2 separate regions of the Homo sapiens genome follow, and region 1 is linked to region 2. A link is an interaction called in ENCODE POLR2A ChIA-PET data of the cell type or tissue named here. Cell type or tissue: GM12878. All regions are shown on one strand.

Region 1 (4,000 bases), 380 kb after region 2:
AAGAATTTTGGCCAGAAATATAGTTATAATTAAGCATTATCGGGTGTGGTGGTTCATGTCTGTAATCCCAGCACTTTGGTGAAGCTAAGGCAAGTGGATCACCTGAGGTCAGGAGTTCGAGACCAGCCTGGCCAACATAGTGAAACCCTGTCTGCACTAAAAAAATACAAAAATTAGCCGGGTGCGATGGCGGGCACCTGTAATCCCAGCTGCTTGGGAGGATGAGACAGGAGAATCATTTGAACCTGGGAGGTGGAGGTTGCAGTGAGCCGAGACTGTACCATTGCACTCTAGCCTGGGCAACAAGATTGAAACTCAGTCTCAAAAAAAAAAAAAAATTAAGCATTAATCAGGCTGTGCTTTGACTCACTTCTTTGTAACCTTAAGTCACTTATGTAGCACTAGACGCTTACCATTTACATCCCCAATGTTCCTTTTCAGAGGTTAAGACTTTTGTTTAAAAACTGCTTTAGCAGATTCTGAATTCCAGCAAAACAATGATGCCAACCAATTTAAAGACCCCCACGGAGGAACTGAATCAGCACAATAATACACTCTCCTTACCTCCGTGTCTCATCACTTCACCCTGCATTCAGCCAAACAATCTCCACACTTGGGCCCACTCCAAAATCCTTAAAAACCCTAGCCCCAAACTCCTCAGGGAGATTTGAGATCCCATTTGGCTGTCCTATGATTAAACCTCTTCCTCTGCTGCAACCTGGTGTGTCGGCATACTGACTTGCCATGCGCACTGGGCGATGACTTTATTAAGGTTAGAGTATCTTCTCTGTCATTTTTTTCTTTTCTGAAAATTTTACTTCTTTTTTTTTTGAGACAGGGTCTTACTCTGTCGCCCAGGCCAGAGTGCAGTGGCACCATCTCGGCTCACTGCAGCCTTGACCTCCTAGGCTCAAGTGATCCTCCTGGGCTCAAGTGATCAATCCTTCCATCTCAGCCTCCCGAGTAGCTGGGACCATAGGTGTGCACCACCACACCCGGCTAATATTTGTATTTTTGTAGAGACAGGATTTTGCCATGTTGTCTAGGATGGTCTTGAACTCCTGGGCTCAAGCAATCCTCCCGCCTTGGCCTCCCAACGTGCTAGGATTACAGGCACGAGCTACCATGCCTGGCCTGAAATTTTTACTTCTGGTTTTGCTTCTGCTTCCTTCCTTCCCTGCCCGACACATCATCATCATCCCAGTTATCCTTGATGTCTCCATCTTCTCCTTCCCAGTGGTCCCCTACCTTGTAGTGCCAGTGCCCTCCACACTCCACAGAGAATGAGTCCATGTCCCAAGAGTCCAAGTCCTCCCACCTATCATCACTGCTGCCATCTGAAGCCAGGTATGGCTGGGCCTGAAGGGAAGAGTTAGCGCAGCAGAGGTGAGAGGTAAGATGCTGGATTTGCTCTCGTTGGCTGGCAAGGGCCCTCAATGGTTGTGACTGGCATTTCCCTGATGGCTAGTGATGTTCGGCGGCTTTTCATATGCTTGTTTATTATTTTTTAAGTTGCATTGTCTCTTTTGATGAATAAGGTTATGCATCCTTGTATATGTTTAAGAGCCCTCTGTATGTTATTTTCTATGAATTGTTTATATCTTTTATTTGGTTTTCTTTTGGGATGTTGTTTCTTTTTCTTGTTTTCTTTCTTCCTTTCTTGGCCTTTTTGAAGAACTAACTCATAGATTTATTTATTAGTGCTAATTTTTATGTTTTGTAATTCATTTGTTTATCCTTTATTAATTTCTTCCTCTTGCTTTCCTTAGGAACGATTTTCTTCCCTTCCCCCTATAACTTTCTTGAGTTTTTTTGTTAAATGAATTTTATTATTTTGATTAAAATTATTTTTAACAGCCGGGTGTGGCAGCTCATGCCTGTAATCCCAGCACCTTGGGAGGCTGAGGTGGGCGAATCATGAGGTCAGGAGATCAAGACCATCCTGGCTAACATGGTGAAACCCCATCTCTACTAAAAATACAAAAAAATTAGCAGGGTGTGGTGGCACATGCCTGTAGTCCCAGCTACTTGGGAGGCTGAGGAAGGAGAATCACTTAAACCCAGGAGGCAGAGGTTGCAGTGAGCTGAGATCATGCCACTGCACTCCAGCCTGGGCGACAGAGTGAGACTCCATCTCAAAGAAAAAAACGTATTTTTAACATAGTTTTTCTTCTCTACGAACTGTTTTAGCTATAGTCTATGGGCTCTGATATATACGGTTTTTACTAACATTATTGTCTACTTAGGGGAGAAAAAAGCTTTTCCTCAGTTTTAGTACCTGGCAACCTGTCAAGAGTCACATTCACAGGAGAAAAAGCACACAACCATTTTTTTTTTTTTTTTTTGAGATGGAGTCTCGCTCAGTCACCCAGGCTGGAGTGCGGTGGCACGATCTCGGCTCACTGCAAGCTCCACCTCCCGGGTTCACGCCATTCTCCTGTCTCAGCCTCCCGAGTAGCTGGGACTACAGGCACCTGCCACTACGCCCGGCTAATTTTTTTGTATTTTTAGTAGAGACAGGGTTTCACTGTGTCAGCCAGGATGGTCTCGATCTCCTGACCTTGTGATCCACCCGCCTCAGCCTCCCAAAGTGCTAGGATTACAGGTGTGAGCAACTGCGCCCAGCCAAGGCATACAACTTTATCATGTTAATAATTGTACATGCACCAGGCTTCACAGAAAACAAGTGAAAAATCCAAAGAGATGATTGGATTTGAAGGCATATATACCATTTTAACATAAAGTGATAAACTATGGAGAAATGACTAGAAAAGAAAAAGAAGCCTTGGGCTTCTAAGGGGTTAAATTGTAGGAAGGTGATGAGAAAAATTCTGGGGGAAACTAATGGCAGATAAGGGTTGTTTATGCAGACTCATTTAGTGCTATCTCTAGAGATAACATTAATTTTCCATTCTCCTCTTCCTGGTATGGGTGGGGGGACCTTTACAAATGGGAATTTTCTTTGCAGAAAGGAAATGTATGTCCTGCTTGTAGTCAGATAGGAGGAAGGCAGAGGGCTCTTCCTGTGTCTGCTGCTTCAGCTCAAAAATAATCCTTATACCAAAGTTATATATTTTGAGGTACCATATCTGATCTCCTTCACTGAGATATTTTATACTTTCTTCTTTTTCTCTTCCTCCTTCTTTTTCCTTTTTGGACCTAGTGTTAAGTCAGGGAGAGTTATAAAAGTCCAAGTGGTAGGCCAGGCACTGTGGCTTACACCTGTAATCCTAGCACTTTGGGAGACTGAGGCGGGCGGATCACGAGGACAGGAGATTGAGACCATCCTGGCTAACATGGTGAAACCCTGTCTCTACTAAAAATACAAAAAATTAGCCAGGTGTGGTGGCAGGCGCGTGTAATCCCAGCTACTCAGGAGGCTTGAGATAGGAGAATCGCTTGAACCTGGGAGGTGGAGGTTGCAGTGAGCCGAGGTCCCGCCATTGCACTCCAGCCTGGGTGACAGAGCGAGACTCTGTCTCAAAAAGGAAAAAAAAAAAAGTCTAAGTGGTAAAGTTTGTTTGTTTTCTGGTTCTGTAATAATTTTTGTTTTATTACATCATGATTAGAGAATGGTGTCTCAGGCCAGGCATGATGGCTCATGCCTGTAATCCCAGTACTTTGGGAGGCCAAGGCAGGGGGATCACTCAAGCTCAGGAGTTTGAGACCAGCCTAGGCAACACAGTTAGACCTCACCTTTACTAAAAATAAAAAAATTATCGAGGTGCGTATGCCGGCACACACCTGTAGTCTCGGCTACTGAAGAGGCTGAGGTGGGAGGATCACTTCAGCCTGGGACTTTGAGGTTGTAGTGAGCTATCATCACCAATGCACTCCAGCCTGGGTGAAAGAGTAAGACCCTAGAGAAAAAGAGAGAGACAGAGAGTAGGGAGAGGGAGAGAGAGGTGTCTTTATTCCTTTTGCAATGTAACTACTTTTGGGATTTATTGAAGTTTTTGTGACATAATTACTGTGCAGTCAATTAATTTTGAAAACGTTC
Region 2 (4,000 bases):
TGATATGGTGGGATGAGAATGGCACTTTATCTCTGCGTTCTTTCTCCCCAAAACACATAACCTTTGTCTAACCAGGAGGCAAACATCAGGCAAATCTCAACTGAGGGACCTTCTACAAAATACCTGGTCAGCACTCCTCAAAACTGTCATGAATTAGGTGCTTATCAATCTCATGCATAATGTCACATATTTGTTATGTATGTGTTTTTAGTATTTTTCATCTTATAAAATTTCTGTTTTGTTTGTTTGTTTTTTAGTAGAGACTGGGTTTCAGCAAGTTGGCCAGGCTGGTCCCAAACTCCTAACCTCAAGTGATCCGCCCGCTTCGGCCACCCAAAGTGTTGGGATTACAGGTGTGAGCCTCCGCACCTGGCCCTTATAAAATTTCATATAAGTAGTATACTTATATGAAATACTACTTTATATATTTGTCTGCAATTTGCTTTTTTTGTTATTATTGTTCAATTTTGGTGTTTGTGCTTTATCCATGCTGATAGATACAGTTCTGATTTGTTTACCATATTCTAGTCCATTGTTTGGCTGTCACTATTCACTTTTTTATTTCAGACATTTGGGTTAATTCTAATTTGTTGCTGTTATCAACATTGCTGCAATAACCATTTTTGTACAGGAACTCCTAGTCCCTAGGTACAAGGGTTCCTGTAAGGTTTTTACGTTGCAGAGGAGTTGCTTTGGTCTAAAATACATAAATCTTAAATTTTTATAGATAATGCCAAAATTTCATAGATAATCTCCAAAATGTTACATTTCCAACAACAGTATTTGAGAGATGCTGGTGAGGATGTGGAGAAACTGTATTCACTATCGTGGGGCATTTTATTTTTGCCAGTATAATGGAAGGGAAATGGTATTAATTGTCATTGTCTTGATTATTAGGTTGAACTAATAAATATTTTCGCTTATTTATCATTTGGGTTTCCTCCTCTGTGAATTGTCTGTTCATATTTTTGGTCAGGTTTTTATGTTGTTTTTCAGTTTGAAGGAGTCGTTATATATTTTTCATACTGCTATTTTGTTAGTAGTATGCTTTGCATGTCAGTAGTATGTCAGTATGTAATAGTACGTAGTATGTCAGTAGTATTTTGCTTTTCAAAATCTCAGTCTTTGATCTGAATTTAAAGAATAGTATTTTTTTGTGTAAGAGGTTATTTTTATCTTTTGCTATTTAAAAAATCAAGTGCCATTTGTATATGATAGTACTTAAGTCTTCAGTTTGAATTCTAAAAATGTGTATACCTATATAATCCACACACCTGTCATCCCATCATCCTATCAACACCCCTGAAAATTCCCTTGTGCCTCTTCCTAGTCAACCCCACCACTGCCTCAAGTAAGTACTCTTCTGATTTCTGTTCTCATAGATTAGTTTCACTTGCTCTAGAACATCATATAATGGGGCTGGGCGCGATGGCTCACGCCAGTAATCCCAGCACTTGGGAGGCTGAGGTGGGCAGATCACTTGAGGTCAGGAGTTTGAGACCAGCCTGGCAAACATGGTGAAACCCTGTCTCTACTAAAAATGCAAAAATTAACCTGGTGTGGTGGCATGCCTTTGTAATCCCAGCTACTCAGGAGTCCAAGGCACGAGAATCGCTTGAACCTGGGAGACAGAGGTTGCACTGAGCTGCTGCACTCCAGCCTGGGCAACAGAGTGAGACTGTCTAAGAAAAAAGAAGTTTATATGATGGAATTATACAGTAAATAATCTGTATCTATTTTCATTTAGCATTGTATCTATGAAATTCATGCATGTTTTATCTATTAATATTTTTTTTGGCCGGGCTCGGTGGCTCACGCCTGTAATCCCAGCACTTTTGGAGGCTGAGGCAGGTGGATCACTAGGTCAGGAGTTCAAGACCAGCCTAGGCAAAGATGGTGAAACCCCATCTCTACTAAAAATACAAAAATTAGCTGGGCATGGTGGCAGGCGCCTGTAATCCCAGCTACTCAGGAGGCTGAGGCAGAGAATTGCTTGAACCTGGGAGGCAGAGGTTGCAGCAAGCTGAGATCGTGCCACTGCACTCCAGCCTGGGCGACAGAGCGAGACTCCATCTCAAAAAAAAAAAAAAAAAAAAGTTTGTTTTAAATAGGATATTTTTTAGAGCAATTTTAGGTTTATAGAAAAAACTGAAGGGAAAATACAGAGAGCTCCCATAAACCCTCTCACCTTCCTCCCCCTTGCAGTTTCCCCTATTAATATCTTGCATTGATGTGGTAGATTAATTGCAATTGATGACCCAATATTGATGTTATTATTAATTAAAGTCCATTGTTTACATTAGCGTTCACTCTGCTTCAGCTATTTATCTTTCTCTCCCTCCTCCTTCCTGAACCCCTGGCAATCACTGATCTCTTTACCGTCTTCACAGTTTTACCTTTTTTAGATTGTCATCTAGGTGGAATCATACAATATATAGCCTTTTTAGAATGGCTTCTTTCACTGAATTATATGTATTTAAGATTCTTTCCTGGCCTTTCATGGCTCGATAGCTCATTTCTTTCTTTTTTTTTTTTTTTTTTTTTTGTATTTTAATTATTTGACTCTAATTTTCCTCTTTGGGAACTCTTAGATAAGCTCATTTCTTTTTAGTACTAAATAATATTTCTTTGTCTAGATATACTCCGGTTTTATTTATCTGTTCACCTACTGAAGGACATTTTGGTTGCTTCTAACTTTTGGCAATTATGAATAAAACTGCTATAAAAAACCACATACGTGTTTTTGTGTGGATGTAATTTTTCAATTCATTTGGGGAGGTATCAAGGAGAGTGATTGCTGGATTTTATGCATATGGCAAGAGTATGTTTAGTTTCTTAAGAAACTGCCAAAGTTTTATCCAAAGTGGCTATTCCATTTTCCACTCCCACCAGCAGTGGATGAGAGTTCCAGTTGTTCCACATTTTTGTCAACATTTGGTGTTGCTTTTTCTGCATCTATTGATAGAATTATATGATTTTTTTATATGATCTTTCTGTAAATTTCTTTATAAGCACTGCTTTTGATGCATTTTACAATTTAGGTTGTATTTTCATTAAAATATTTCATTAAAACATTTAAATTATTTCACTAAAATATTTAAAAATTTCTCTAGACTTCTTCTTTGACCTTTATATTATTTTAAAATGTGTTGTTTAATCTCCAAGTATTGTGGGGTTTTTCAGCCATCTTTCTGTTTTTGATTTCTAGTTTAATTTCATTGAGGTCTAAGAGCATACTTCGTATAATTTCTATTCTTTTACAATTGTTAAGTTGTGTTTTATGGCCCAGAATGTGGTCTGTCTTGGTCGTTGTTCCATGTGAGTTTGAGAAGAATGCATCTTCTGCTACTGTTGGATGAAGTATTTTGTAAATATGAATTAGATCCAGGTGATTAGTAGTGGTGTTCATTTCAGCTGTGTTCTGCCTACTGGATCTGTCAGTTACTGATAGAAGGGTATTGAATTCTCCAACTATAAAAGTGGATTTGTCAATTTTACTTTGCAGTTCTATCGGTTTTTGCGTCTCATATGTTTTATACCAGTTAAAATGCATACTAGGGTAGCTTTAAAAAAAAGGAAAATCAGTCAGTTAATAGAGTAACTAAAAAAAAAAAAAGAAAAAAATACATACTGTCAGAGTGAATCAAAAGACAAATACCCAACTAACTATATGTTGTCTATAAAAAACCCATTTTAAATACAAAGAACATAAATATAAAAAAGATAAAGATACACCATGCTGACACTAACCAAGTGAAAGTGGGAGTAGCTACATTAATTTCAGACTGAACAGACTTCAGAGCAAGAAAAGTTATTAGGGATCAAAGAAGAGTATTACACAATGATAAAGAGGTCAGTTCTCCAAAAAAACATGTCTTTAATGTGTATATTCTTAACAATAAGCATCAAAATATCTGAGGAAAAAACTGATAGAACTGCAAGGAGAAATAGATGAATCCACTATTTATAGTTGAAGTCTTCAGCACTCCTATCAGTAATG

Evidence for each region. Peaks named below come from ENCODE experiments on the same cell type or tissue, not always from the same donor. Only the 100,000 strongest peaks of a DNase experiment are listed, where the experiment ranks them.
Region 1: POLR2A ChIA-PET joins it to region 2 with 5 read pairs; 2 of 35 experiments call an interaction of 5 or more read pairs at or near these places.

Annotation. Positions count from the first base shown.
Region 1 is chr2:62,349,426-62,353,425 of GRCh38, forward strand. No RefSeq gene overlaps it. Among named protein-coding and RNA genes, the nearest start is that of MIR5192, 150 kb to the left of the region's middle. In GM12878, no CTCF peak of the experiment used is centred here; no DNase peak of the experiment used is centred here; H3K27ac peaks cover 688 bases.
Region 2 is chr2:61,972,596-61,976,595 of GRCh38, forward strand. The region is part of intron 1 of COMMD1 (copper metabolism domain containing 1); the gene reads left to right. Among named protein-coding and RNA genes, the nearest start is that of COMMD1, 69 kb to the left of the region's middle. In GM12878, no CTCF peak of the experiment used is centred here; no DNase peak of the experiment used is centred here.